Linked DNA regions of Homo sapiens: region 1 is linked to region 2. A link is an interaction called in ENCODE POLR2A ChIA-PET data of the cell type or tissue named here. Cell type or tissue: GM12878. All regions are shown on one strand. Links, peaks and the distances in the headings refer to the core of each region. The heading gives the core; the rest is flanking DNA.

Region 1 (16,390 bases), core at 3,026-11,025, 150 kb after region 2:
TACTTGTTATTTGTTTTCAACAGGCATATCCCATCATCCATCAGGTTCACAGTTCATGTTGTGAGTGTGGCATGTTTATGTTTTAAGGATAAATAACCTTTTATACATGCTACACATGCCACTTTAGATTCTGTTCAGTAGCAAGAAACAGGCCAACTCAAATGAAAAGTAATTAGACAACAGATTCAGAAATTCTTTCATAAGGAATAGGCTATCAGTGAAAAGATTGTAAGAGATTGTTCAGGAAAAGGAGTACATGCCATTATAGATGTCTACTTAATGTAAGGAAAAATAAGAGGTTGGCAATTTTGAGTGGGCAATAGGACATTGTGTGAGAAACAATGTCAGGTCTTCTTCCCTGAGATTTTAGGCAATCAACAGATTTAATCCCTTAAGCAAACGCAGACAACTATGGTTTGACCAGCTTGGTGAATTATTGATGATACTGTAGCTGCTTCAGTTGACCAACAATCATCGAGAGTTTCCTTCGAAAACTTACTTGTAGGAAGAGATAATAGAACTCTTAAAAAAAAAAACAGATAGAAAACCCTCTCTATTATGATTAGAAAAGACAGTGTACAGATAACCAATTTAAAAAGATAACAAATTTACCTAGGACTGCTGTATAGAATTCTGGTTGATTAGATTCTTCAATCAACAGTAGTTTTGTTTAACTGAATCCATTGATTTGTCCTCAAATACTGTAGAAATAAATGTGTATAATCCTTTAAATTGTTAAAGTAGAAAATGCAAGTTGGAAACAAGAAATGAGGTTGAATCATGGATATTCTTGTGCTATTATCAAATTTCTTGTACAGTCAGAGGTAAACTGATTATGTAGTAATTCAATGCTTTAGGAAAGTATAGAGAGAACTTGGATCATTTATATCAGCAATTCTATAGTGAGAATTGCTTACTTTATCTAAATTAGCCTCAGATAATTACCTGGCAGTTGATCAAAGTTACTTTTCATTTGCCTATAGTTGCTTTCTTTTCTTGTTGAAGAGGCATATTAAACCACGCCTATGATACTTCGTTTATTCATCAAATACTTACTAAATGTCTACTATGTGTTAGGCATTGTTCTTAGTGCTGAAGAAACAGAAGTGAACGAAATAGGGTAGAAAAAAACTCATAAAGTTTACATTATAACAGAGAAGGCAGGCAATGACAAAAATATACGTTTTGTAATATCTTAGAAGGTATTAAGAAGATTTTGAAAAATAATAAAGCAGTGAAAGGCATAGGAAGTTCTAGAGTAGGGTTGAAATTTTAGTCAGGCAAGTTGGTCAGTAAAGGCCTTGTTAAGAACTCAAACAAATTTATAAGAAAAAAAAAACCCCATCAACAAGTGCGCGAAGGATATGAACAGACACTTCTCAAAAGAAGACATTTATGCAGCCAACAGGCACATGAAAAAATGCTCATCATCACTGGCCATCAAAGAAATGCAAATCAAAACCACAAAGAGATACCATCTCACACCAGTTAGAATGGCAATGATTAAAAAATCAGGAAACAACAGATGCTGGAGAGGATGTGGAGAAATAGGAACACTTTTACACTGTTGGTGGGACTGTAAACTAGTTCAACCATCGTGGAAGACAGTGTGGCGATTCCTCAGGGATCTAGAACTAGAAATACCCAAAGGATTATAAATCATGCTGCTATAAAGACACATGCACACGTATGTTTATTGCAGCATTATTCACAATAGCAAAGACTTGGAACCAAGCCAAATGTCCAACAATGATAGACTGGATTAAGAAAATGTGGCACACATACACCATGGAATACTATGCAGCCATAAAAAATGATGAGTTCATGTCCTTTGTAGGGACATGGATGAAGCTGAAAACCATCATTCTCAGCAAACTATCACAAGGACAAAAAACCAAACACCTCATGTTCTCACTCATAGGTGGGAATTGAACAATGAGAACACTTGGACACAGGAAGGGGAACATCACACACTGGGGCCTGTTCTGGGGTGGAGGAGGGGGGAGGGATAGCATTAGGAGATATATCTAATGTAAATGATGTGTTAATGGGTGCGGCACACCAACATGGCACATGTATACATATGTAACAAACCTGCACGTTGTGCACATGTACCCTGGAACTTAAAGTATAATAAAAATATTTTTAAAAAAAGAAGAAGAAGAAGATATGCAAGCAAAGACTTAGAGAAGGTGAGGGAAGGAAGCATGTGGATGTGGGAAGTAAAAGTGATCCAGGCAGAGATGAGTGCAACGGCCTGAAGAGGGATCCCAGCAGGATAGCACAGGGATGGGTGATTTGGAGTAAAGGGAGCAAGGGGAGCATAGTATGAGAAATATTAGAGAGCTGACAGCCATATCATAAGGGCTTTTTCAGGACTTTGGTTTTTACTCTGAAATTGGAAGTCACTGGAAGATTTTGACTAGTAGAATGATATATTCTGATTTAGATTTTTAAAGATTACTTTGTCTCTGTTGAGAATAGATTGCAGGCTACTTGGTAACTCTTGCAATAATTCAGGCAAGATGATGTTGGCTCTGATAAGGCTGGTAGTAGTAAAGGAAGTGAGAAGTAGGCAAAATCTGAATATATTTTAAAAAATGGAGCCAATGGGATTTGCTGACATAATGCACATGGGACATAAGAAAAAAATGAGGAGTCAAGGTTGACTACAAATTTTCATTCTGAGCAACTGGAAGCACCAAGTTGCAATTACTTCGGAAGAATAAGAATGCAGGAGTAGCAGATTTAGAGTGAGAAATACCGGAATTTCAACGTTGGATCTTTCAGTTTGAAATATCTATAATTCATATTTAAATGAAGGTGTCAAGGCCATAGAATATATGAGTGCAATGATCAGAAGTGATGCTCGGGTGAGAAATATAATATGAAAAATCATCATCATGTATATGGTGTTAAGGCCATGGAACTAGAAGAGATCTTCGCATCAACTATTAGTGAAGATGTTAAAGAGATGAGTTCCAAAGTCTGACTCCTGAAACACTCCATTGTCAGAGGATAGAAAAGGCAGAAGAATGAGCAGAAGCGACCGGTGAGGTAGGAGAAGGCTCAGGAGATAAAGAAGAGTTTCGAGGATTGATCTATATTGTCAATGCTGCTTAGGTGAAATAAGATGAGGACTAAAAACTGAGCACTGGATTTAGCAATGTTCAGGGCATTGATAACCTTGACAAGAATAGTTTTGGTGAAGTAGTGGGGGATAAATTAAATATTTGTTAGTCATATAAATGGCCACCTCCAGACTGATGCCTGAGTCACTGTGGATTTATCAGGTTAATATTGTAATATTTGAAATATTTCTGAAATTTATTAAATTTAGATCCTAAAAACATAATGTATAGTAATAATGTTTATATTGTTATTGTTACCACATATAAAGCTATTAGTATCATCCCATCAAAATAAACCTAAAATACAAATTTCAGCACGTATTTCTTCTGCATGATTCATTACCCACTGCTTGGACATCTTCAGCCACAAAACTCCTAACTTTCAGTTCCTCAGTGACTCATGCATGACTCTTCACAACCTAGACCCCAGTCCTCCTCCAGCTTATCCCCTGATGATCTCCCCTTGCCTCCCTATTCTGAAGCCACATTGAAGGTGCTTCATACTCGCTGTGCCTTTTTACACATTGTCCCCTGACTTAACTACTTATTTTGCATGTTCAAGAAATGAAGTATAGTCATGCACAGATAATGCTTCTGTCAACAATGGACTACATATATGACAGTGGCAGTCTCCTAATATTATAATAAATTATTTTCACTGTACCTTTTCTATCTTTAGATATCTTTAGATACACAAATACTTCCAATTGCCTTACAATTGTTTGCAGCATTGTAGCTCAGGAGCAATAGGCTATACAATATAGCCTAGGTGTATAGTCGGCTATACCATCTAGGTTTGTCTGAATATACTCTATGATGTTCACACCACAATACAATCACCTAATGATGCATTTCTCAGAATATATTCCTGTTGTTAAATGATACATGACTGTACTTAGTGTAAATGTAACAAAACATGCACAGGGCTTGTATACTTTACAGCAGCCTGTGTTATAATTTTTGCTTCATTTGTCAATTGTAATTTAGGGAACTCAAGAGAAAAATGATGATGTGTTTTATTTACCCACATTTTTACTCTCCATTGTCCTCTCTTCTTTTCTGGTGTTTCAGGATTTCTTCTTGTGTTAATTATATATTTTTTATCCTGATTTTTGTACATTGGTATCTTGGGGCCTTGTTGACCCTGGAGAGACTGCCCCTCCCAGGGCTAGGTAATTCCTAACGATAGTAAAAAACTTACCATTTACATCCAAACCAACCAAACCAGAGCCCATGTCCCCAACAACGCACTTTGTCAGCCTCTCACACTCTGGGCCATTATCCGGCTGCCCTAATCATTCCAGTGCCAGGTAACAGATAGCTAGCAATAGTTCCAATTTCTAGAGCCCACCGAAATTATGCAAACTAGCCAATTCTACACCTGCTTACCCATCATCTCCTGTTCCTTCTCTTGGAAACCAGAATAAAGGCTCCTAGCTCATGTTCTGCTCACCCCTAGTCGATCTCCCTCTGCATACTGATGGACTGCATTACTTCCCATTGCGGCCCTGCATAGCATGCCAAGCCTCCTGTTTCTAGGAATCTGTTAGTATGAAAAACTTCTTCCTTCATGACAGTCATTTCTGTATCTGTGTGTCTTACCATATCTGATTAAAACAAATCCTGGGTTCCTTTAAAACACTTTTTTAAATCATTCCTTTCTATTTGGAGAATTTCCTTCCAGTCATTTTGTTAGGATAGGCCTGCTATGATAAATTCTGTTTTCCTTCAATTCTGAATGTCTTGAATTTCCTTTCATTCTTGAAAAATGTTTTCACTGGTAGATGATTCTGACTTGACAGTTCTTTTCTTTCAGCACTTGAAAAATATTATGCCACTTTCTTCCCAAAAGTGGAAGTCAGTTATGTGTTAATAACTGTTGCATATTGTTGTATCAATTTGCCATCCATCTATGTTTTCCACTAAATTTGAATACCTTGAAGTTTTTATTCAAGTACAATTCCAAGTGCCAAACACCCTGTTTGGCCATTAGTAGGTGTGCCACAAAGACTTGCAGAACAAATTGATCTTGAAAAAATAATATCTGATACTTAAAGCAATATTTAATACTTATTCTGTCCAAGGAATTTCAAATTGTTAACTCCCTAGAAATGAGCACTTATGATTTATAAATCACTTTTCTACTAAGATGTACCTTTCTATGAGATAAATAAAATTTACACTTTACAAAAGGTAAGGATGAATCTTTAGTTCTGCTTTTATTCAGATCAAGTGTCTATCCTGCCAAAATTACTAGAAAAATTGTCAGCTCTAACATTTATAGATATTTTTTCCTTTCTTAATTTCCATCTACAGATATACTAAAGATTCTGGAGCAGATTCAGGAAGTCAAATTAATTGGCTATATATACTGAAATTTGAAGTAGACATAATTTCAAGAAAACTGTGTACTATTTCTCAATATTTTATACTATTAATATATTTATCCTAGAATACTAAGATAAAATAGGATAAAAGATAAAATGCAAATTGTTTTTCTTTTCTCCTACTAAGTATGTAAACATTGCTTTTAATGAGATGTGGTTGAAACATTTGGTTTGAACTTCATAGTTCAGTTTTTGTGTTTATCTAATAGTAACAGAAAATATGTATTTTGGAAAACACAGATGATCAAAGGCTTCCCCCATTTGTCTTCAAAGACAGTAAAGAAAAAAACAGGAAAAGAGTAATAATTAACATTTTCCAACTTTTGAACTTTGTTACTATCTTTTAGTGTATTTTTACATTTAACTTTCATAGTTAGTTTATAACCATTATACTTTGCTTTAGTAAACAAAAGATGATGAAAGCATTTTCTCGTGATCATAAAGTAAGCAAAAAAAACCCCTAACTCCACTTTAAAAATCCTCCAGGAGATATAAGAAAAACAAAACATTAATGAGTTACAGAGTCAAAGAATGACAGAATGCTAGCAAAAGTCTTCTGATGACTTCCTAGTTTGGGTACCAGGAAAATCAAATAAAGCGTTTTATGTGAGCTACAAGAGGAAGAGACAAAGAATTAAAATCTCTAGGTTAGTTTTTCCAAACTGTTCCTTAAGATGTTAATAGTTGTCCTTTGATAAAAGAATTTTTATGTATGAATAAAATGTGAAACACTGGGTTGAATTAAGAACAGTGGTCAGATTATTTATTTATTTATTTTCTCTAGCGCTCTCACATCTCAGCCTTTATTTAGCCTAGAGAGACATAGCCTGCAGCATTTCCTAAACCTGGAAAATGGATGTGCTGCCACTGATTTTCCACTAGTTACTTTTGGTCTTCCCACATGCTTCCTCTCACAGAGCCATAATCATGATGGGTAAACCTTTTATAGTCCTAATTTCCAAAGTAGCTTCAAGTCCAGTCATTTATTACAGGGCACTAAGGGAGCATTTTAAAAAAACTGGTGTTTTATTGTTGATTTATATTTTAATAGCTAGAAAATATGATCTGATCTCATTATATACTGATAACAAGTATAAATCAGTACTGTATAATACTGATTTTTTTAAGCTGTTATTAAGACTTTCTTTGTGACATGGTCAATTTTTATAAACAGCCTATGTATGCTTAAAAAGGATGCAAATTCTCTATTTGTCAGTCTTAAAAATACATATCATGACGCTCCTAAATATTATTTATTCTTACTGTTTTTGCTCTTTTGCTTGAGCTATCAATCTCCCATGGTTAGATATATCCTACAAAGTATTCCTATCTAGAATAAACATTAAAAAAACTCTTATAAATCCATAAGGAAAAAGCATTCAACCCAGTAGGAAAATAGACAAAAGACTTTAAAGAAACTTCACATAAAAGGATATTCAAAGAACCAATAGACGTATGAAAAGAGGTGCAACTTCATTTACTGAAATAAAAGTTAAAACAACAAATACCAGTGCTTGATTCAGAATGGTTAAAATGAAAACGTACTGGGGCCAGGCATGGTGGCTCACACCTGTAATCCCAGCACTTTGGGAGGTTGAGGCGGGTGGATCACCTGAGGTCAGGAGTTCAAGACAAGCCTGGCCAACATGGTGAAACCCTGTCTCTACTAAAAACACAAAAATTAGCCAGATGTGGTGGCGGGCTCCTGTAATCCCAGTTACTCAGGAGGCTGAGGTGGGAGAATTGCTTGAACCCAGGAGGTGGAGGTTGCAGTGAACCAAGATCGTGCCACTGCGCTCCAGCCGGGGCAACAGAGGGAGACTCTGTCTCAAAAAAATAAAAAATAATAAAATAAAATAAGGAAGAAAAAGAAAAGAAAGAAAGAAAGAAAAACTGTTGGTAAGGATTCAAAGCAGCCAGATTTATCATTCACTCCTGGGGGAAATATAAATTACTACAACATTACAAAGCTGTTTGCCAGTATGTACTAACGTTAAACACATGCATACACCTATTACCCAGAAATTTCACTCCTAGGAAAGCCTCCCAACAGAAATATACATGTAACTTCACCAAAAGGCACTTATAATAATCTTTATAGTAGCTCAATTTGTGAGATGCAAAACTAGAAACAACTGCAATGTCCATCAACAGTAGAATGTAAACACAAATTTTGGTATATTCACCCATACTAACTATATCTAGATGCAACAATTGGATACAGCTCCCAAACATAATGCTGAAAAAAAGAAGCTAAACACAAAAGAATGCTTAGTATATTATTCCACTTATATAGAGTTAAAAAGCAATCAAAATCATCCTATAGTGTTAGAATTTGAGATAATGTTTACCCTTGAGTTCAAGTAACTGGAAACGGAACAAGGGGATTCTGGAATGCTGATGATCTGTTTCTCAGTCTGGGTGCCAGGTACAGAATTTGATAAATGAAAATTAATTGAACTGTGCACTTACAGTTTCTTTACATTTATGCAGGTATATCATATGTATAAAAACTATGTTAAAATAAAGCTATCCACTAATGGGGATTTGTTAATGTCATTTTGAAATTTGGCCAGTTTTGCTGTATATATTTCAAGCTACATTACTAGGTGTACATATACATGTTTATGATAGTTACATTCTCTTCGTGGGTTTTTCATTTTATCCCTAGTATCATGTTTTGTCTTAAATCCTATTTTGTCTGATACTAAAATTATACTGCCAGCTTTCTTCTGGCTAGCACTTACCTGGTATATATTACTCCATAATTTTTTGACTTTTGTGTTCCATTTTGTTTTAGGATTGTCTTGTAAGCACATACAGTTAAGAGTTTTTTAAAAAAAATCTACCTGATTTCAAAATTCTCTGATTTTAATAGGTAAATTAATCCATTTACCTGTAGTGTGATTCCTACTACATTTGAAGTTACTTCCATCTCTTCTTTTCCTTTGCTTGCCACCCTCCTTTACTGCCTCATACTGAAATGATAAAGTTTTCTTTATTTTTTCACTTTTACTCGTTGGTGTGAAAGCTATCAATTGCATATTGAAGATAAGTTTATCATTAGTCTTTCTGGTTTCTTTGTAGCTAAACAGTGTTTCTCTCAGGTTACACTTCATATTTTCCATTCATCTTATTTTCCATTTTTACTATGTTATGCTGAACTGGGGATGTATTTAACTATTTTTATTGTGGTGTGATATATGTACAGGTAACAGCACAACATCTTGATTAATTTTTACAAATTAAGCATATGTATACCTACACTGACATCAAGATACAGAATATTGCCATCACTCTAGAAGACTCCCTAAGCCTACTGCCAGTCATTACCTTCCAGTAAGGATAGCTACTCTTCTGACTTTTATCACATAGAGTTTTATCTGGATTTAAATTACATATAAATAGACTCATACAGCATTTGGTTTCTTTTGCTTAGCAATATGCTTATGAGGTTTATCCATTTTGTCATATAAACTGTAATTAATTTTTTTCAGTGCTGTATAGAATTCCATTGTAAAAATATATCACATTAATTTATCCATTCTACTATTGGCTGATATTTGGATTGTTCCTAGATTGGGATACTAAAAAAATCATCCTATGAATATTCTTGTAATATATTTTGGTAAATATACGTGTATTTTTACAACATATTTTCAAGGGATAAAATTTAATTGATGGGTCAAAAGGTAAATGTATGTTTAGCTTCAGTAGAAAGTGCTAATTGGTTTTCAACATAGTTGTATAAATTTTCAGTCTCTGTAGTAATGTATGAGAGTCCCAATTGTTTCTTTTCCTTTTTATACTTGGTATCATCATCTTTTTCATTTTAGCCATTTTAGTGGATGTCTCATAAGCTTAATGTGCATTTTACTGGTGAACAAAGTATTGAACAACTTTCTAAATGCTGATTAGCCATTTGGAAATATTTTTCATGAAGTGCCTTTTCTAAGTGTTTTTACCTTAAAAACAGAGTTTGTCTCTTTTTCTCATCAACTTAAAGGAGACTTTTATAATTTTGGATGCAAGTTCTTCATTAGACACATGTATTAAAAATATTTTCTAGCACTCTGTATCTTGTTTTTTCAGATTCCTTTCCATTGTTATTCCCTAAAGCATCAGGGAAAAACAGTGTACCTTTAGGTGAGAATGACTTGTCCAAGAACATAACTTCACAGATAAGTTAGGAAAACATAGTTCTTTTGTTGCTAAACTGGCAACTTCCATAAATGCTAGCAAAACTTCACAATGAGACTGAAGCTGCATTTCAAGAGGGGTGAGCAAATGCTATAGTTTTGGCACTGAGGGAGATATTTGCTAGTTTCACTTGATCCCTAGGCTCCTGAGTTAGAATTGACTCCTAGGACAAAATGTACGCTGGCCATCAATTGGATACCTTAAATTGAGGTATGTTTAGCTTTAGTAGAAAGTGCTAAACCAGCAATGCACGTTTTTAAGTTAGTTCTTCCTTTAAAACTTAGAAAATGAATTTTGATATTAGGCAGATGAGCATCAAAACATGAGTTAGCCAAGGCTAGGCTCAAATTCTGTCTTTATCACTTACTAGTCAAATGAACGCAGTCAAGTAACTTAATTTGTCAGTTCCCTTATCTGTAAAATATAGTTGATAATGCTGACCTCCTAGAGCTGCTATGAAGATTAAATGAGGCCTAGTATGGAAAACACCTGTTTTAGCACCAGATATCCGTCAGTAGCTGCTTAATAACTTTATTAATAGTAGGAGAATAAGTAGAATCAGCCTCTCCCTCATACTTGAAGTGTGCGGGTGAGGCACTTATCCATCATTTGTAATCTGTAGTTCACTTTGAAAGCATTGAGTCCAAAGTTTAGATGAGATTTAAAGCCCCCTAAGCAGCTCAGAAGCAAAACGCTGAAGTGTTGACCCTGTGTGGTGAGAGGACCTCCCTCCAAAAGTTCTAGATTTCACATTCTAGGCTGAATCCAATCATTTTTACAGTTATTTTGAAACATTTAAAAAGTTATTTATTATATTTGAAAAAATTTTCTATTAAAAAAGAGATTATATAATAGGACAGATGTTTGCTCACATGCCCACATTTTTTTCCTTGTTGTTAGGAACAAGGCTTGTGAAAATCTAGAAAAATATTATTCAACATCCCCACCTACTGGTAACTTGAAATAATATATTCCATTTTCTAGCACTCTGTGCTTCTACATAGCCACTTGGTGAACCCCTTCACCTCCCTTCAGTATTTGCTCAAACATCACCTTCTCAACGAGGCCTACACTGATGACCTTCATTAACACTATTATCCTGGCCTCCTGGTATTCCCACCCCCAAGCACTCTTGATCCCACTTATCCTGTATAATTTTGACTTTATTCCATATTCATGTCCTTTTAACCTGTTGTATAATTTATTCATTCATAATATTATCTAATTGTCTTGGCTAAAATATCAGCTCCCCAAAGGCCAGATTTTTTTCTGTTTTGTTCAATGAATCCCAAGTGCCTGACACATACTAAGTGCTCAGCAATATTTGTTGAATATTTGAATAACTGCATTTACCTTGAACTAATAAGGTTGCATTATCACTCCTGAGCAGATATGGGGCCTCGAGAAGTAAGTTTACTTCAGTTTTAGAGAAAAATATGTTCAACCTTAGCTCACCTGAATTCTATAAATGTGAAATTTCTTCTTTGCTGTATTCATTTGGACCAGACATTCTAATCAAGTCATTGAATCCTGAGAACAAAAGAATTTTCTAAACAAAATACAGTCACCATCATTGTCATTATTGTCATTGTCATCAACATCATCATCTTTGTGACTGCTTGTAAACCCAAATTGAAAGGCAAGAATAAATTTCACCAGTCCAATTTTTGGAGTGAGACAATAGACAAAGCATTGTTTCAGCTTATTTTCATTCATTAATTTTGTAACAGTTCTCCTTTTTGAGCCTGATATAGTTTAAATATTTGTCCCCACCCAAATCTCATGCTTAATTGTAATCCCCAATGCTGGATGTGGGGTCTGGTGGGAGATGTTTGGATCATTGGGATGGATCTCTCATGTCTTGGTGCTGTCTTTGTGATAGTGAGTTCTTGCAAGACCTGGTCATTTAAAAGAGTGTGGCACCTCCCCCTGCTCCACTCTCTCTTCTTGCTTCTGCTTTTGCCATGTGACATTCCTGCTCCCCCTTTGTCTTCCACCATGATTATAAGCTTCCTGAGTCCTCTTTAGAAGCTGAGCAGATGCCAGCACCATGCTTCCTGTGAAGCCTGCAGAACCTTGAGCCAATTAAACCTAATTTCTTTATAAATTACCCTGTCTCTGGTATGTCTTTATAGCAGTGCAAGAACAGCCTGACACAGAGCCCAATTAAGTTTCCTTCTTTTTCTAGTCTGCTGAGTGCTTTTACATGAGTGGTTGGTGAATTATGTCAAATGCCTTTTCTATGTTTATTGAGGTGCTGATTTTTCTTTATTGTATTAATGTAATACATTATATTGATTAATTTTAGAAAATTATGGTATTCTTGCTTTCCTGGAATAACCCCCTTTGCATAATGTATTATCTTTTTAATATATTGTTGAATCTATTTTGTTGAGATATTTTGCATCTATGCTTATAAGTGATATTCTGTAATTTGCTTTTCTTGTAATGTCTTTGTCAGTTTTTGACAGGTGGGTTATGCTGATGTCATAAAATGAGTTGGAAAGTGATATGGTTTGGTTCTGTGTCCCCACCCAAATCTTGTGTCAAATTGTAATCCCCACGTGTCATGGGAGAGACCTGGTAGGAGGTGATTGGATCTTACAAGAACGAGAGTTCTTACAAGATCTGATGGTTTAAAAGTGTGTGGTAGTTCCCTCCTTGCTCTCTCTCTCCTTCTATGCCATGGCAAGATGTGCCTTGCTTCCCCTTTGCCATGATTGTAAGTTTCCTGAGGCTTAGAAATTTCTCCCAGTCATGCGTCCTGTTAAACCTGCAGAACTGTGAGTCAATTAAACCTCTTTTCTTCATGAATTACCTAGACTCAGGTAGTTCTTTATAGCAGTGTGATAATGAACTAATACATAAAATTGGTACTGGGAGTGGGGCACTGCTACAAAGGCAACTGAAAATGTGGAACAGCTTTGGAGCTGGGTAATGGTACAGGTTGGAATAGTTTGGAAGGCTCAAAAGAAGACAGGAAAGTATGGGAAAATTCAGAAATTTCTAGAGACTTGTTGAATGGCTTTGACCAAAATGCTGATAGTGATATGGACAATGAAGTCCAGGCTTAGGTGGCCTCAGATGGAGATGAGGAACTTATTGGGAACTGGAATAAAGGTCACTCTTGCTATGCTTTAGCAAAGAGACTGGTGGCATTTTGCCCCTATACTAGATCTGTGGAACTTTGAACTTGAGAGGGATGATTTAGGGTATCCGGCTGTGATGGTTAATATTAAGTGTCAACTTGATGGGTTTGAAGGATGCAAAGTATTATTTCTGAGTGTGTCTGTGAGGGTGTTGCCAGAGGAAATTAACATTTGAGTCAGTGGACTGGGAGAGGAAGACTCCACTCTCAGTGTGGGTGGGCACTATCCAACTGGCTGCCTGCTTGGCTAGAAAAAGCAGGTGGAAGAAGGTGGAATAAGCTGGCTTACTGAGTCTTCCAGTTTTCATCTTTCTCTTATGCTGGATGTCTCCTGCCTTTGAACATCAGATTCCAGGTTCTTTGGCCTTTGGAGTCTTGGGCTGACACCAGTGGTTTGCCAGGGGCTCTCAGTCTGTGGCTGAAGGCTGCACTGTTGGCTTCCCTCCTTTTGAGGCTTTGGGACTCGGACTGAGCCACTACTGGCTTCCTTGCTCCTCAGCTTGCAGACAGCCTATTGTGGGACTTCACCATGTGATCATGTGAGTCAATTCTCCTTAATAAACTCTAGTTCGTATATACATATATCCTATTAGTTCTCTCCGTCTGGAGAACCCTGACTAATATACTGATGGAAGAAAACACTAAACAGCAAAGCATTCAAGCGTGACCTGGCTATTTTTAACAGCATACAGTTATATGGGTTCACAAAATGATGGACTGAAATTGGAACTTATGTTTTAAAGGAAAGCATAAAAGTTTGGAAAATTTGCAGCCTGACCATGTAGTAGAATATGAAAACCCATTTTCTGGAAAGAAATTAAAGCTGCTGGCTGCAGAAATTTGCATAAGTAAAGAAGAGCCAAAAGTTAATCACCAAGACAAGGGGGAAAATGTCTTCAGAACACTTCAGAGATCTTCATGGTACCCCCTCCCCTCACAGGCCTGGAGGCCTTAGGAGGAAAAACTGGTTTTGTGGGCCAGGCCCATGGCCCTACTGCTCTGTGCAGCCTTGGCACATGGTGCTCTGTGTCCCAGCTGCTCCAGCTCCAGCTGTGGCTATGAGGGGCCAAGGAACAGCTCAGGCTGTTGCTTCAGAAAGTGCAAGCTCCAAGCCTTGGTGACTTCTATATGGTGTTGGGCCTGCAAGTGCAGAAAAAGCAAGAGTTTGGGAGCCTCCACCTAGATTTTAGAAGATGTAGGGAAATGCCTGGATGTCCAGGTGGAAGTCTGCTGCAGAGACAGAACCCTCATGGAGAACCTCTACTAAGGCAATAAGGAGAAGAAATGTGGGGTTGGAGCCCCTACACAGAGTCCCCACTGGGACACTGCCTCGTGTACCTGTGAGAAAAGGGCCACCATCCTCCAGATCCCAGAATGGTAGATCCACCAGCAGCTTGCACCATGTGCCTAGAAAAGCTGCAGGCACTCAATGCCATCCCATGAAAGCAGCTGTGAGGGCTGTACCCTGCAGAGCCACAGGGGTGGAGCTGCCCAAGGCATTGGAAGCCCAACCCTTGCATCAACATGCCCTGGATGTGAGACATGCAGTTAAAGGATATTATTTCAGAGCTTTGAGACTTAATGATTGCCCTGCTGGATTTTGGACTTGCATGGGGCCTGTAGCCCCTTTGTTTTGGCCAATTTCTCCCGTTTGGAAAAGAAGATTTAGAGAATTTATCCAATGCCTGTACCCTCATTGTATCTTGGAAGTAACTAATTTGTTTTTTATTTTACAGGCTCATAGGTAGAAGGGACTTCCCTTGTCTATTATGAGACTTTGGACTTGGACTTTTGAGTTAATGCTGGAATGAGCTAAGACTTTGAGAGATTGTTGCAAAGGCATAAATTATTTTGGAATGTGAGAAGGACATGAGATTTGAAAGGGGCCAGGGGCTGAATGACATGGTTTGCTCTGTGTCCCAACCCAATTCTCATGTCAAATTGTAATCCCCATGCATTAGGAGAGGGACCTGGTGGGAGCTGATTGGATCATGGGGCAGTTTCCCCTATGCTGTTTTTGTGATAGTGAATGAGATCTCATGAGATATGATGGTTTAAAAGTATGTGGCAGTTCCCCACTTGCTCTCTCTTTCCTGCTCCACTGTGGTAAGACATGATTGCTGAAATAACAAGTTAGTATCATTATGACAGGAATAAATCCACACATAACAATACTAACCTTAAATGTAAATGGGCAAAATGCCCCAATTAAAAGGCACCAAATGGCAAACTGGATAAAGAACCAAGACTCATTGGTATGTTGTCTTCAAGAGATCCATCTCATATGCAAAGACACACATAGGGTCAAAATAAAGAGATGGAGGAAAATTTACCAAGCAAATGGAAAACAGCAAAAAGCAGGGGTTGCAAGCCTAGTTTCTGACAAAACAGACGTTAAATCAGCAAATATCAAAAAAGACAAAGAAGGGCATTACATAATGACAAAGGGTTCAATTCAACAAGAAGAGCTAACTATCCTAAATAAATATGCACCCAATACTGGAGCACCCAGATTCATAAAGCAAGTTTGTAGAGACCTTTAAAAAGACTTAGACTCACATGCAATAATAGTGGGAGACTCTAACACCCCACTGATAATATTAGACAGACCACTGAGACAGAAAATTAACAAAGATATTCAGGACCTGAATTCAGCTCTGGATCAAGTGGACCTGATAGACATCTACAGAATTCTCCATCCCAAAACAACAAAACATAGATTCTTCTCATTGCCACATGGCACTTACTCTAAAATTGACCACATAATCAGAAGTACAACATTCCTGCTGAGGAGTGTTGTAGAAATTTGAAAGAACTGAAATCACAACAGTCTCTCAGACCACAGTGCAATCAAATTAGAACTCAAGATTAAGAAGCTTACTAAAAACCACAGAACTACATGAAAATTGAACAACCTGCTCCTGAATGACTTGGGTAAATAATAAAATTAAGGAATAAATCAAGAAGTTATTTGAAACTAATGAGAACAAAGATATAACATACCAGAATCTCTGGGATGCACATGAACTAAAAAAAAAATCTAGAAAAAAATGGATAAATTCCTAGACACACACACCCTTGCAAGACTGAACCAGGAATAAATTGAATCCCTGAATAGATGAATAATGAGTTCTGAAATTGAGGCAGTAATAAATAGCCTACCAAGAAAAAAATGCACAGGACCAAATGGATTTACAGTTGAATTCTACCAGAGGTACAAAGAAAAGCTGGTATCATTTCTACTGAAACAATTCCAAAAAACTGAAAAGGAGGAATTTCTCCATAACTCATTCTGTGAGGCAAGCATCATCCTGATACCAAAACCTGGCAGAAATACAACAATAAAATAAAACTTCAGGCCAGCATCGCTGATGGACATTGATGCAAAAATCCTCAAAAAAGGATGGGTGTAGTGGCTCATATCTGTAATCCAAGCACTTTGGGAGACCAAAGCATGTGGATTTCTTGAGGTCAGGAGTTCAAGACCAGCTTGGCCAAAATGGTGAAACCCCATTTCTACCAAA
Region 2 (16,390 bases), core at 3,003-11,002:
CATTATAGGAACCATATGTCCTCTAACCTACCTTTATAGCTTTATGTTCTGCCATGCATCCTCATTTTGGACACACTTAGTCTCTTACTGTTCTTGGTTATGCAAGGCTTCTTCAAAAACTTTGCCTTTGCATATATTCCTTCTGCTTGAAATGCTTGATTCTCCCCATTTCTCTTTCCTGTTTTTCCTTTAAAATAGGATACCCATGAAGCTTTCAGAAGTCCCTAAGGCACAATTAGTTGCCATATCTTCACTGCTCTCTCAAGATTTAAAGCATGTATTTTAGTGTACTCCTTACAATAAAATTTGCCAATTCATTAGTCTGTCTCTTCAATATCAGGGATGGCAGACAGATGCCAGCCTCTCCTTCTCTTGTGTTTACTTCATAAGCTAATTGGTCACAACATTGTCTCTGGTTGGACATGGATATGTCCTCTGAATTTAACAGAATAACATACTGGGTACTCACTATCTACTGTTAAACTGAAGTTGGCACCCTGCTTTAGGCAGATTTTGTGTGTGTGTGATGTGTAAGTCCAGAATAGGTTATAATATCAGTATTTTAATATTCCTATAAGATAATATCAAGATATCAATACTGTTACATTGTTAAAGTTTATAATTCACTTTCTAAAAGTAAAACTAGCACATATATTCAAATATGAAATATATTTGCATATATTTTATGTATTTATAAAATAGGTATATAAATGTTAATGTTTTAAAATACATTTGCAATAAAACTACTTAAAAATAAAGTATACATGTATTTTAGTATTTCAAAAGAACTAATTATACTGGAGTACTAAAAACTGATATTGTAGTCATAATTCAAGTCCTGACCCTTGTGGCCATAGCTCTTAAGGCAATGCCTTCAGTAAGTGAAAGAAGCCAGACCCCAATAAATATTTGAGATGTGCTTACTGGAGCCTAATATCATATTTCATTAAAAATAAGATACTTCAAAGCTGGTTATTTCTTGATCTAGCCAGAAACTGTAATTTAGAAGACTTTTTTTTTAACCCAAATAATTCATGATTATTTCCTGACAGTAATTATGTTTCAGAAAGGTTAAAACACTGTGGGGGCTAGGGAGACAGGAAAGGTTGTTGCATCTTAGAATCAATAAGATAGGGTAAACTTTGTCTTTGTTTAGACCAAAATTATTTGTTTAAGATATTATTTCTAAAATATGTGGTCATTTTGCTCTAATCTTGATGTGGAATTAAGGGAATGTATTCTTTGTACATAATTTTCAGAATGGGTTTTGTTGACCTGTTAATCAGTGAGCCTGAATTTAGTTGCTAGATTAAGTGTCTCATGTTGTTTTGAGAGAGTGAGTTATCAGTGTCTGTTTTCTTTTCTCCTTCCTTTAAGATGCCATGGCTAGTCCAGGGAAAGATAACTATAGAATGAAAAGTTATAAGAATAAAGCCCTAAATCCTCAAGAGATGCGTAGACGAAGAGAAGAAGAAGGAATACAGCTTAGAAAACAAAAAAGAGAAGAACAGGTAGGTGTTTTTAGCTATTTAATTTTGTTTTTTAAAATTTTAATTATTTGCTAATTATTGGATAATTTTAAATGGAAATGTTTTAAGAAATTGAATATAGCTAAATCTATTATTTATTAGACTCCAGGCATCATAATTGCAAATTTGTGAAACAGAACTCTGTGCTACTTTAGTCACTGGGAGAAATGGATTTTCTGTTTTATTGATAAACCTGTTGTGTTAATTATATTTTTACCCTACTGCTAGGAAATTTTTCCTCTTGCATCTATTTAGATCACTTCCATTTGTCATTGTAAAATTTGCCCCTTAAAGAAACATTAATTATATATTATTTGCTGCTTTGTAGTTTTCATAATTCTTGCCCGTAAGTAAATTATTGTCATCTTCCCATGCTATTCATACTGTTCCCCCATTGTCTTATTAGCTGGATCTCTGTTTATACTTTTCATATGTGACATAAAGAATATAAAATTGTTTAAGAGAGTACATCTCAACATTTTTTATTCCAAGATGTACTTAAATGTAGAAGTATTTGTAAGTAAGTAAAATAATGTGGTTCTCACACATGTGAATTAAAACTGATGTATGAAAAGGACTAGCAGTGAAGAAAGTAGAAAAGGCCTATTCTCTTCTATTGTATTCTATTCTATTGTATTCTGTAAGTAGAGATGGGGTCCTGCTATGTTGCCCAGGCTGGTATTGAACTCCTCGCCTCAAGCAATATTCCTGCCTCTGTCTCTCAAAGTGCTAGGATTACAGGCATGTAATAGGCAAGGCCTATTTCAGAAATATGATAATGATTTCTCATCTCCCTATCTACAGCGTCTAACACAATCCTTCATACATTATAGTAGGTACTAAAAAAATTGTGTTGAATAAATGATTAGAAGGAAGATTGTTTACATATTAAAGAAGAACAGGCTGGGAGCCCTGGCTCACCCCTTTAATCCCAGCACTTTGGGAGGCTGAGGCGGGCGGATCACGAGGTCAGGAGATTGAGACCATCCTGGCTAACAAGGTGAAACCCCATCTCAAAAAAATTAGACATGCGTGGTGGCTGGCGCCTGTTGTCCCAGCTACTCAGGAGGCTGAGGCAGGAGAATGGCGTGAATTCGGGAGGCAGAGTTTGCAGTGAGCCGAGTTGATGCCACTGCACTCCAGCCTGGGCGACAGAGTAAGACTCCATCTCAAAAAAAAAAAAAAAAAGAAGAACGATATTTATTTAGATGTCAAAAAGAATATAAGCAGATTTTGTTTTCCTCAAATTTTGATTTAGGAAATGTAGAGTTATCCCTTGGTTCCAGGATCCTCTGCAGATATCAAAATTCACTGATGCTCAGGTCCTTTATGTAAAATGGCATGGTATTTGCATATTACCTGCACACATCCTCTTGTATATTTTGAGTCATCTCCAGATTACTTATAATATCTAATACAGTGTAAATGCTGTGTAGTTGAGTTGTTATACTGTGTTGTTTTAAAATATGTATTATTGTCGGGCTCAGTGGCTTATGCCTATAATCCCAGCACTTTGGGAGGCCTAGGTGGGCGGGTCACCTGAGGTCAGGAGTTTGAGACCAGCCTGACCAACATGGTGAAACCCCGTCTCTACTAAAAATAAAAAAATTAGCCGAGCATGGTGGCGCACGCCTATAATCCCAGCTACTCAGGAGGTTTAGGCAGGAGGATCGCTTGAACCCAGGAGGTGGAGGTTGCAGTGAGCCGAGATTGTGCCACTGCACTCTGTCCTGGAGACAGAGCGAGACTCCGTCTCAAAAAATAAAATAAAGTGAAATAAAATATGTATTATTTTTTATTTTCGTATTTTGTTGTTGTTGTTTATTTTTAAGAGATGGGGTCTTGCTGTGTTGCCCAGGTTGCCCTCCAATTCCTGGGCTTGTGCAGCCCTCCCACCTCAGCTTCTCAAGTAGCTGAGACCAGAGGCACGTGCTGCCATGCTTGGCTTCTTATTTTTTATTGTTATTATTATTTTTGATCTGAGGTTGGTTGAATCTGGGAATGTGGAACTCACAGATATGGAGGGCCAACTGTACCTATAAATCTCCTTTAGTGAACTCACCATGTTTCTTTCTTCTTTTTTTCTGCTTCATTTTTATCTGCTCCTGAATTAATAAGCATAGTACTGTCATTCCTAAGATTTGTTTTCTATTCCTTGTTAATCAGATATACTAAATCTGTTAATGTATCAGATGTTATCTTTCATATGCAACAGATGTGCTTTTTAAGTTTTCTTGCAAAAATTCTTAGATACCTCATAATCCAGTGTGTAAATATGTGCTTTTTTAAGTGCTATAAAATGACCATGTGTATTCCACTTACACGCTTACTGTTGGTAAAAGATCTGAGATTGAAAGTGACGTGAAGTAGTCTGTGCAGCCAAAAGCTAGCCCAGAAATTTGACTTCTCATAAATACCTTAGATCTTCCTAGTATAATGATTGGGAAATACTCAAATATTCAGAATTTTAAGTTATAAAATTGATAGGTTTCTTTTGTCCACTCAAATGAAAACATGGAATTCTATGGCAACTTAATGTTTTATGGAAAGCTCAATGTGTAAACTGATTTCTCTTTATTACAGTTGTTCAAACGCAGAAATGTCTATTTGCCCAGAAATGATGAATCTATGCTTGAAAGTCCTATACAGGATCCAGATATTAGTTCCACTGTACCCATTCCAGAGGTATACTTTACCAAAATATGTTTCAAATTATACCTCAATAATTTTAGCAATAGTATGTATAACAAATATTTATGCATGCAAAATTATTCATGTAAAATATGTAAATGTTAATTATATTTTTGTGTGTGTGTTTTAGGAAGAAGTTGTTACTACAGATATGGTTCAGATGATTTTTTCTAATAATGCTGATCAACAGCTAACAGCAACACAGAAATTTAGAAAGCTGCTTTCTAAAGGCAAGAATTATTTTCAGTATGCTTATTTGATATTACACGATTTTTTAGTAGAGGTTTATTTTATTGTTTTTTTTTAAATTTTAAAATACCTTTCTTTGCTAGACACAGGTGTTATATTCTCTGCAAAATATATTGTAAAGTAACATCCGTTTTTGAACATGATGTTACCAAAGTAACATATGTTGACTGTAGAAAAATCGTAAAAATATAAAAGCAGTTAAAGAGGCAAATATAAAAAGATTAATCCTGCTGCCAAGAAATAAGGTTAGAGATATATATTTTTTAATTCTTGTAGAAATATTTTTCAGACATGATTTTTTATTTTTATTTGTATTTATTTATTTTTTATTTTTTTGTTATACTTTAAGTTTTAGGGTACATGTGCACAACGTGCAGGTTTATTACATATGTATACGTGTGCCATGTTGGTGTGCTGCACCCATTAACTCGTCATTTAACATTAGTTATATCTCCTAATGCTATCCCTCCTCCCTCCTCCCACCCCACAACAGGCCCCGGTGTGTCATGTTCCCCTTCCTGTGTCCATGTGTTCTCATTGTTCAATTCCCACCTATGAGTGAGAACATGCGGTGTTTGGTTTTTTGTCCTTGCAATAATTTTCTGAGAATGATGGTTTCCAGCTTCATCCATGTCCCTACAAAGGACATGAACTCATCCTTTTTTATGGCTGCATAGTGTTCCATGGTGTATATGTGCCACATTTTCTTAATCCAGTCTATCATTGTTGGACATTTGGGTTGGCTCCAAGTCTTTGCTATTGTGAATAGTGCCGCAATGAACATACGTGTGCATGTGTCTTTACAGCAGCATGATTTATAATCCTTTGGGTATATACCCAGTAATAGGATGGCTGGGTCAAATGGTATTTCTAGTTCTAGATCCCTGAGGAATCACCACACTGACTTCCACCATGGTTGAACTAGTTTACAGTCCCACCAACAGTGTAAAAGTGTTCCTATTTCTCCACATCCTCTCCAGCACCTGTTGTTTCCTAACTTTTTAATGATCGCCATTCTAACTGGCGTGAGATGGTATCTCATTGTGGTTTTGATTTGCATTTCTCTGATGGTCAGTGATGATGAGCATTTTTTTATGTGTCTTTTGGCTGCATGAATGTCTTCTTTTGGGAAGTGTCTGTTCATATCCTTCGCCCACTTGTTGATGGGGTTGTTTGTTTTTTTCTTGTAAATTTGTTTGAGTTCTTTGTAGATTCTGGATATTAGTCCTTTGTCAGATGAGTAGATTGCAAAAATTTTCTCCCATTTTGTAGGTTGCCTGTTCACTCTGATGGTCGTTTCTTTTGCTGTGCAGAAGCTCTTTAGTTTAATTAGATCCCATTTGTCAATTTTGGCTTTTGTTGCCATTGCTTTTGGTGTTTTAGACATGAAGTCCTTGCCCATGCCTATGTCCTGAATGGTATTGCCTAGGTTTTCTTCTAGGGTTTTTATGGTTTTAGGTCTAACATGTAAGTCTTTAATCCATCTTGAATTAATTTTTGTATAAGGTGTAAGGAAGGGATCCAGTTTCAGCTTTCTACATATGGCTAGCCAGTTTTCCCAGCACCATTTATTAAATAGGGAATCCTTTCCCCATTTCTTGTTTTTGTCAGGTTTGTCAAAGATCAGATAGTTGTAGATACGTGGCATTATTTCTGAGGGCTCTGTTCTGTTCCATTGGTCTATATCTCTGTTTTGGTACCAGTACCATGCTGTTTTAGTTACTGTAACCTTGTGTTATAGTTTGAAATCAGGTAGCATGATGCCTCCAGTTTTGTTCTTTTTGCTTAGGATTATCTTGGCAATGCGGGCTCTTTTTTGGTTCCATATGAACTTTAAAGTAGTTTTTTCCAATTCTGTGAAGAAAGTCATTAATAGCTTGATGGGGATGGCATTGAATCTAAAAATTATCTTGGGCAGTATAGCCATTTTCATGATATTGATTCTTCCTACCCATAAGCATGGAATGTTCTTCCATTTGTTTGTATCCTCTTTTATTTCATTGAGCAGTGGTTTGTAGTTCTCCTTGAAGAGGTCCTTCACATCCCTTGTAAGTTGGATTCCTAGGTATTTTATTCTCTTTGAAGCAATTGTGAATGGGAGTTCACTCATGATTTGGCTCTCTGTTTGTCTGTTATTGGTGTATAAGAATGCTTGTGATTTTTGCACATTGATTTTGTATCCTGAGAGTTTGCTGAATTTGCTTATCAGCTTAAGGAGATTTTGGGCTGAGACGATGGGGTTTTCTAGATATACAATCAGACATGATTTTTTAAATGGTATCATATCATAGAGTGTGAGCATAAAATAATGTAATCAGGCATTTAAAATCACAAAATAATGTAATCAGGCATTTAAATTTTTCTCAATTTTAGATTACCATAAAAATGCTACAATAATTGTTAAGCAATATAAATTTCCTTAATATATATTCATAAAAGTGAAGTAGGGGGTCAAAGGGAATACACTGTATTAATTTATGCTCCCATCTTCAGTTTGTACAAGCATTCATTTTACTATTTTTATGAACATTCACAATTCTCTTTTTCTTTTTTTTTGAGACAACATCTCACTCCCGTCACCCAGACTGGAGTGCAATAGCAGAATCACAGCTCACTATAGCCTCTGCTTTCCAGGCTCAGGTGATTCTCCTACTTCAGCTTCCTGAGTAGCTAGGACGACAGGCATGCATCACCACGCCCAGCTAATTTTTAGTAGAGTCAGGGTTTTGTCATATTGCCCAGGCTGGTCTCAAACTCTCCTCCCACGTTTGCCTGCCAAAGTTCTGTGATTACAGGTGTGAGCCACCATGCTTGGCCTCGCAGTTATCTTTAAGAAAAAAATAAATGCTTATATAATAGTAATTCATTATTTGGCTTTTTTTTTGTAATTAGGTTGAATATTTTGCCTTATTTATTGGTTCTTTATAGTACATAATTGCCTATTTGTGTTATTTGACCAATTTTATATTGAGTTAATAAGAATTCATTTAAATAAAAATTTAAATCTTTGTCTTGTGTTTCATATATGGAATTTATTGAACTCGTAATTCTAATTTTATGGGATTGTATATATGAATGGGTAAGGTTTTGAAAACGCCCTTAGCTCAACTGCCTTATTGTCCTAAGGGAGACAGAGTTTAGTGACACATGAAGAATGAAAGTAATCTTGTGATCAGGTCAGCATAGATTACAAGGCTTTCACTTTTGCTTTCTTACTGTAATTTATATTCATAAATAAATTTAACTTTCATTTTCTGTTCCTCACATACCTTAGCAATGTCAAGAAACCTTTTTGCAATCAAGAATGGCTTCTTTCTTCCTCACAATACTTCACAGTTTTGGTTTTTATAATTGGGATTATTTTCTGAGTCAGATTAATATTTTTAAATTGTTTTTTAAGTATATTCCTTAAAGATTTTATTTTGACATACATGTCATACTGATAACAGAATTTCTTTAGATTTAAGAGTTTTAGAGTTTGCCACCAGTGTTTTTGTACCATTTCCTCATTATTGAATTCTTTATCTTGATTCATTTTTTATTAGAGCATTGCTTGAAGAATTTTCTACCCCTTTCTTACCCCCATTCTAGGAAAATTGCATTGGTACAATTTTTTTAAGCCTTTATATGTCTAAATACTATATTTCTGATATCTTTGAGCAAGTTGTCTGGGTATCGAATTCTTTGATCAGAAGACTTTGTCCTCATTTACTCTAATTCCTCAAGGTATTCTGTTTCCGTTAAACTGTACTATCTTTCACAGAGACAATTGTGTTCTCTGTTTCTTCTTTGTAATGGAATTATGCTTGCCCAGTTGGACATACAGCAAGGAGTTAATAGATGTTTTCTTTCACTGATTGATGTGAGTTCCTGCCACATCTATCAGGCCTAGAAAAATAATAGATTTACTGTATTTTTATTTGATCTGTCAAAGTAGGAAATATGGGAAAGCAAGCATCTAGAGGCCAGAACTGGAAGCAGAAACAACAGGAAACTTTGCCTCTTTTGCAGGCATTTCTTTATTGTAATTAGTGTTCTTACTGTAGACACTAGGAAGATATGAATATGCCCTGGGTACTGCACAGCCTATCTTAGCTCCAGCTTTTACTCCTCTGACTTAAGTCTGCGACGGTGACCTTTTGTTACATCTTCTATTTATTTCCTTTTCGTGGCCACTCTTGTGGATGTAAATCACAAACCATCCTTTTCTTCAATCCCAGTTTTGTAGAAAGTTCTCCAAAGCTTTTTTCTTTTGCCTGACTCTTGCTTAGTTTTCAGTGCTGAAGGAGATATTCCCCCTATACTACTTATTGCCATAATGACTAAAAGTCTTCTCGGTAGCAGTTTATCACCATTATAAGATTATGTAGACTATCATCCTGTCAATATAATACTAATAGTAGTTCATGATACCTGTTAGATAAGCTGACAATCCAAGTGCACTTTAATTGCTTTCTTTTAGATGAAGATAAATATAAATGTGTTGCTTTTAATTCACCGGGAAGAAACTATATTTGGGTTCTTATGTGTGTGTGTGGGGGGGTATATATCATATCATATCTATATTTAATATATATAGCTGACATTCTCAATGACCACCTCGCCCTACCTACCAACCACAAAACCCTATATTTTCTTCCTTCTCTCTCATCTCTTTCATAAAGAGCAAGACAAAATTTCTGTACATTAAATTTAAAACAAAATAGGATAATATATTTATGATTTGCTTTGGAAATAAAGGAAAAACAAGAAAGTGCAGGTGATAATTGCAACCCTATAATTTTGTTTTGATTTTTTTAAGATGGAAGGTAAAATGATTAAGAATACTTACTGTTTTATCCTGTTGATGTTTTATAACAGTATAAGTTAGGGTCTGGAATTCAGTTTTCCATCTTGAAGAATTGGGGCTTTTCATTTAGAACACCCAAACAAAACTTGATGGGTATAACTTTACTAACTGCAGAAATTTTCTAAATTTTGTCCAAGTTAGAAGAATAGCAAATTTGTAGAAAAATGAAAAGGAAGAAGGAAGTCTGTTTCTAAGTAAATCTTTCTTAACAATTGAGAACAAGGTTTCTAGGATTTGAGCTGACTTAAAACTTAATGAAAACATTTTTCTATATCAAAAAGAATGATTTGTACAGGTGTTTTATGTCCACCATTTGCTTATTCATCCTACTCATCAAACACAGTATGTTAACATTAATATATGAGTTCTTTATGATCAGTAACACAGTCAAATAGAGGAAGTAAGAAGAAAAGGAAGAATCAGAAGTGGAAATGAGTATGCTCTTTTTCATGACTACATGAATAGATAACATAGTAATATACAATTTAGGTGGTGGATGCAGGGCAAGGGAAGGAATAACCATGATGATATAATGAGTTTGATTTTGGGTATGCTGCATTTTGAAAGAAGTGTGAAAATACATTTTAAAAGGTGTTAAAATAAAAATGCATCTTATAGTCACTTAGGAATATGGTCTGAAATCTAGGAAAGGAGAATTCGGTTAAGGTTGTAAGGTCTGTGAATTATCACAAATAGTAATAATATCTGGTACTTGCATTAACAAAAATAGGTACATTTTCTAAGATGAGAATAAACAGGAATAAGACTATCCCAAAAGAACACCAATAGGGAAGTTACTGAAGAACCGTAGAGGGTACGTTTTGCTGAAGCCAAGGTAGAGGAAAGAGTTCTTTATACTTAGATGACCAGTACCTGAAATGTCTTTGTCTGGATTTTATATAAGCTTCCTAGATATTTTATGATTCTCAAAAGCTGTCTGCATTTCATGAAAATTTATCAGTAATTGTAGACAGTCCGTTAACATTTCTGTAAAAAATAATTCACGGACAAAAAAGAATCTTGTTTGACAGACATTAGGTAAATTGTGGTTGATAATGAAGGAGATATGCTTAGAAATTGAGGGTAGTACTATAAAGAATTAGTGGAAACTTAATTCCTCAGTTGGTATTTTGAGTTTTAGACAGAAATAATCAATGTTTTAAAGGTGTGCTCAATAGCCTTCAATTTATGAAATTTAAATGTTTATGTAGGAAATATTTTTAAAATTTCTTGCAGTGAATGAGAAAGCGGAATTTGCAAAATGTACAAAAAACATTGTAATCTGGAGAAAATTTGACTTCAATTACATCTAGCTAAGGGTTTTAATCTTGGGTCAGGGAAACCTAGGAAAGAGTTATTTTATGTGCCCTGTTAATGGACACAGGGACTAGATTGTTTTCTTTTTGTGTCTTTGTAATAACTGAAGTCTTTTTAAATTTTTAGAACCTAATCCACCAATAGATCAAGTTATACAGAAACCAGGAGTTGTACAGAGATTTGTGAAATTTCTTGAAAGAAATGAAAATTGCACTTTACAAGTGAGTCTAAAGTTTTCTTTCTTAATTTTTCTCTAGAAATGACATGTTAAAGTTTCTAGTGAAAGCAACTTCTGCAGTATTGACTATTGTAAGCATTAAGTGAATACTTGGTAATTAAAGGAAAAGGTAGTGCTGCCTATCTTGTCTTGGACACGGTTTCAGTGCTAGTTTTTTTCTAGGAATTGTTATTTTATTAAGCAATTTTGGAAAAAGTATATAAAATCATTACTAATGTTAATAAACAATTTATAGTTGTTAACCTTTAGTAACTTTTTTGTTTTAGAAAACTTCAGACTAAAATATTGTTAAATTTATTTTGATTCTTAGCTAGCCAGGGTTCTAACTTTTACCTTTTAAAACACTGTTAGCTGACTGATTAGTTCTTTTTTTCAAAACAGAATAAATTATTATTTAGTATTATCTAGTAGAAATGTGACCAGAGGTAAGTTTGTCATAAAGAACATTGGTTCTCAACCATGATATAGTTACAATTTTAAGATGTCTTCCAAATAATTTGCTACTAATGGAAATTTACTGAAGTTTGTGAATATTTTAATGTTAAAAAAAGATTGGTTTTCCCTACATTCATTGCTATGCATATTCTTAAGTCAGAGTACAGGTTGGAATTTTATCTATGTATCAGGAATTGCACAAGACATACACCTAACTTATAAATGCTATTGTCAATAATGGAGGACTGTTACTTGTTACGTGTTGAATTTATAACTTAAGAGTAGTGGTCTACTTAGCTGAATAATTTGAGAAAGATCCTCACGTTTTAGGTGTAAGTAAAGGAATGTATTGCATGTGTGAATGTGAAAAATTGTTGAGAATGTTTACAATAAGGGTCTCTAAGAGGCTACTTTAGTCATGTTACAGTTTTATTGTCAATTATTTTGAACTAGAGATCATGAAATCTGGTTCCATTCCTTTATATAAGCCCTAAGTCCAGACTAAAACCCAGACCTCTTGATACCTATTATTTGGCTTTTTAATTCCAATTGAATGAAAGAAGAAATGATTGAATGTGAATAAATAAAATTATTGAGAGCTAGTTTGAGCAAAGCATCATGTAAGATATTGTAGTTCCAAAATTCAGATGTTGTCCTGTCTAGAGAAATTCCTCACTTTCTCCTGGGAAAGACAGACATAAAAAAGATCTGTGGTAACATCATATCCTTAGTGCTCTAACAGAGCTATAAACAAAGTACTCTGGGGACACAGAACATAGCAACTTACTCTGTTTAGGGGAAGTTTAAGTTTAAGACTTCACAAAGGTAGTGTTGCAGGACTAGTCTTGAGGATGAAGGAGCGTTTGGCAGACTGAAAAGAGGAAAATTAATGCTAGGTTTAGAGGATAGCGTGTGTAGACAGCACAGTGTGGGAAGATTTGCTGGGCGTGGTGACTCACACCTGTAATCCCAGCACTTTGGGAAGCTGAAGAGGGAGGACCTCTTGAACCCAGGCGTTTGAGACCAGCCTGGGAAAATAGTGAGACCTCATCTCTACAAAAAAATAAAAATTAGCTGAGTGTGGTGGCATGCACCTGTAGTCTCATCTACTTGGGAGGCTGAAGTGAGAGTATAACTTGAGCCCAGACGTTTGAAGTTATAGTGAGCTGTGATCACACCACTGCACTCCAGCCTGGGCCCTGTCTCTAAATAAATAAACAAACAAACAAACAAACACACACACACTGAGAAGTTGAGCATTTATTAATCACTGTAATTAAAAACTATAGAAATTCAACAGTATGGTCTTGGGACAGCTACATGTTGTGCCATGTTACCCAAGTGCTTGTGAAATATGTTAGTTAATATGATTGGTCCATCTAACAGGCCTTAAATTGGGGGCCTACAAACAAGTTTTGTTGGCCTGAACATGTTTTAAAGCGTGAATTAGATATTACATGTTAAAAAATTGGGGGATTTCAAATGAATATCCAGGTTTTTGGCTCCTTTTAACAAATCAGAGGTGTTGGCACTGTTGTCAGATAGTTAAAAATGAAAGGAGGTTGAATAGGCATTCTGTCTCTATTTTCTTTTTTCAACTGGAAAGTTTACCTTTTTTTTAAAATTGTAGCCACACACTCTAGGTTTTCACAGTTGTCACTTGCTTATCACTCGTTTTATGTTTAATTGGTTGCTGGCAGGCTTCTGACTTTACCAGTCTTCACTAAGGCTTTCTTCTAGGGATACTAGTGACAAGTTTGTAGAGTAACCTTTCAGTTGTCCACTAGCTTATTTCATTATCTACAATTGGTTAGAACTATGGTCTCCATTATTTTTAAATATAAATTCCCTTTAAAATTTTTCTTAGTCCTACACGTAAAAGTAACTGTACTTTTTAATATTTCAGTAATGCTTTTGGGTACATTTTTTGTTACTTATAATGACGTGTACGTTTACGTGAAAAGTTATTTATGTGAAATATTAAAAAAATTTTTTTCATGGTTAATTTTATATGTCAAATATGTGAAATATTTTTTAAACTATATTCACTGCTTAGTTTGCCTGTGGATTTGTAGGTTGTTTTCAGTAATTCACTAGTTCATTGTTTTGGAGCCATGGTTGAATTTTCTCAGTTGCTTTTATTTTAAATCCATAATGTATATGTATATTCAGATTTTAATTGAGTTGATACGATAACTTCTCAGAGACTCTGCAGCTTAAAAAAAATATCAGAAGTCCCAGCACTGGCTCTGTTAATAATGAAAGCTTGATGTTGAACAAATACCTAATCTCTCAACTTCTAATTTTTTTGTTTCTTAAATAGTAGGTTGAGGTTACATGATCTGTAGAGAAATAAGTACCTCTTATGATTCTAAGTGTCCTAAATATACTGTTGTTATAAGTAGTGTCTCTTATTTATTTTTAAACTGCTTGCTTTAGAATGCTTGCCTCTGTAATAATAAACAGGAGTTTTATGCATTATAAATTCAAAGGTGTTTATATATTGTTGATTTTGTATATTTTCATTATATTTTTCTCAGTTCTTATTTTTCCATATTAAAGAATACTTTTCTGTAATCAGTGATCTTTGATGACAATTACTTTTTTTTCTATGAGTTTTTATCCTTAAATCTGACTTCACAATGAATCTTAATATAAGTCAGTCTTTCACACTTGTCCTGGCAGGTCTTTACTCCCTCTCTTTCCTTCTTTGCCTTTCTGACAATTCTTTGGTTCTTTCATTTATTTTACCTTTTTTTTCTTCTTAGTTTGAAGCTGCATGGGCATTAACAAATATAGCATCTGGAACTTTTCTGCATACCAAGGTAGTGATTGAAACTGGGGCTGTTCCGATTTTTATCAAACTTCTTAATTCTGAACATGAAGATGTTCAGGAACAGGTACGTCTCTAATTTGTATTGTTGTATGTACTAGAATTCAGTTTTCTCTTGAAAGTACCATTTGTAATTACGATGTGTAATTCATTTTTGTTTCTAATTGCTGTATATTGCATTAAATTGTAGTAGTGTTTTGGTGTTAAGTTAGAAGGGAGGAAGAATGAACAGTTCCAGACATAATCCTGGGTTCTCTGTGAGTGTGATCACAGCTAGCATAGGAATTACTATTCCTGTTTATAAAAGTGCATACTGAGGCTGGGCATGGTGGCTCATGCCTGTATTCTCAGCACTTGGGAAAGCTGAGGCAAGCAGATCACTTGAGGCCAGGAGTTTGAGACCAGCCTGGCCAACATGGCAAAATCCCAGCTCTGCTAAAAATACAAAAATTAGCCAGGCGTGGTGCCACAGCTCCTCAAGAAGCTGAGGCACAAGAATTCCTTGAGCCTGGGAGGCAGAGGTTGCAGAGAGCCGAGATCATGCCACTGCACTCCAGCCTGGGCGACAGAGCGAGATTTGTTTCAAAAAAAAAGTGTATACTGAGACTCAAAAGTTAGTAACTTACCTAAAGTCACAACGAATGGCAGAGCCGGGTTTTAAAGCTGAACTGGTTTGACTTCTTGTTCTCTGCATATATGTAGATTATTTTGTTGTTTGTTTTAAGAATATCACATTACTTTGAATAGAACCATTTTTTAATAAACTTAATGAATAAAGTTTTGTTGTAAGAGGTAAAATTTAATTACATATAATTGTACCATCTAAATAAAATCAAGTCATTTAACATTTTTTTGCATCATTTTTATGTACATAAATCTGTTGTTCTGTCTCCCATTTTATTCATCATTTCATTTTATATATATTTTTTCAGTTAACACTAATATTGGGAGCCTTTTTTTATGGCAGTAATTATTCTTCCATGGAAATTTTACTGATTACTCAATATCTGCTCAGATATGTACCATAATTTGCCATCTGTTCAATTGTTGTACATTTGGATTATTTCTAGCTTATTGGTGGTGTTAATAATATTGTGATGAATATCATTATATGTCATCACTCTTTATGTACCTTTTGATTATTTTACTAGGAAAAATGAGTACCCTGTCAAAAGATAAATTTTTTTTTTTTTTTTGAGATGAAGTCTTGCTCTCGTCCCCCACGCTGGAATGCAATGGCGCGATCTCGGCTCACTGCAACTTCCACCTTCCAGGTTCAAGCGATTCTCCTGCCTCAGCCTTCCGAGTAGCTGGGATTACAGGCGCCTGCCACCACGCCCGGCTAGTTTTTATATTTCTAATAGAGATGGTGTTTCACCATGTTGGCCAGGCTGGTTTCGAACTCCTGACTTCAGGTGATCTGCCCACCTAGGCCTCCCAAAGTGCTGGGATTACAGGTGTGAGCCACCGCGCCCGGCCAAAAGATAAAATTTTTAAAGCTCTTACTATGTATTTCAAAGTCAGACTCCAAGAATATTATACCAATTAAGATCTCCACCAACAGAATATTATATTCCACAAGGTAGAAAATATCTTTAGTTTAAAGGTTTTTCTTAAAAACAAACAAAAAAATCTTAGGTCTAGAGTAGATGTTAAAAATACTAACTTATGTTTTAAACATTAAAATAAAACTTTCCCAATTGAAAAGTAACATGTCTACTTTTGTACTAACATGAAAAGTTTATGGTGAGAATAAAATAAAATGATAATTTGCATTTGCATAATTTCTTACCTAATTGAAATTTAATAAATGAATATGTGTTCTGAGAAATACATTTTCATCATTGTGCAAATTCCATGGAGTCTATTTACACAAACCTGGATGGTTTATAGTATGGCCTTTTGCATCCAGTCTACAAACCTATACAGCATGTTACTGTACTAAATGCTGTAGGCAATTTTTTTTTTTTTTGAGACAGAGTCTTGCTGTGTCACTCAGGCTGCAGTGCAGTGACATGATCTCAGCTCACTGCAACCACCACCTCCTGGGTTTCAAGCAGTTCTTATGCTTCAGCCTCCTGAATAGCTGGGATTACAGGCACCTGCAATCACACCCAGCTAGTTTTTGTATTTTTAGTAGAGATGGGGTTTCACCATGTTGGCCAGGCTGGTCGCAAACTCCTGACCTCAAGTGATCTGCCCACCTCACCTCCCAAAGTGCTGGAATTACAGGCATGAGCCACTGCACC

What was found. ChIA-PET counts read pairs that join two places held together with the same protein. Peaks named below come from ENCODE experiments on the same cell type or tissue, not always from the same donor. Only the 100,000 strongest peaks of a DNase experiment are listed, where the experiment ranks them.
Region 1: POLR2A ChIA-PET joins it to region 2 with 5 read pairs; 2 of 35 experiments call an interaction of 5 or more read pairs at or near these places.

The regions. Positions count from the first base shown.
Region 1 is chr6:116,836,765-116,853,154 of GRCh38, forward strand. No RefSeq gene overlaps it. Among named protein-coding and RNA genes, the nearest start is that of GPRC6A, 16 kb to the left of the region's middle. In GM12878, for the core only: a CTCF peak has its summit at 10,679 (motif pointing left); no DNase peak of the experiment used is centred there.
Region 2 is chr6:116,687,943-116,704,332 of GRCh38, forward strand. It overlaps KPNA5 (karyopherin subunit alpha 5), which reads left to right. Exons shown (of 14, transcript NM_001366306.2): 2 at 1,378-1,511; 3 at 4,113-4,214; 4 at 4,351-4,450; 5 at 10,762-10,856; 6 at 14,077-14,208. Among named protein-coding and RNA genes, the nearest start is that of KPNA5, 15 kb to the left of the region's middle. In GM12878, for the core only: no CTCF peak of the experiment used is centred there; a DNase peak (open chromatin) is centred at 7,669.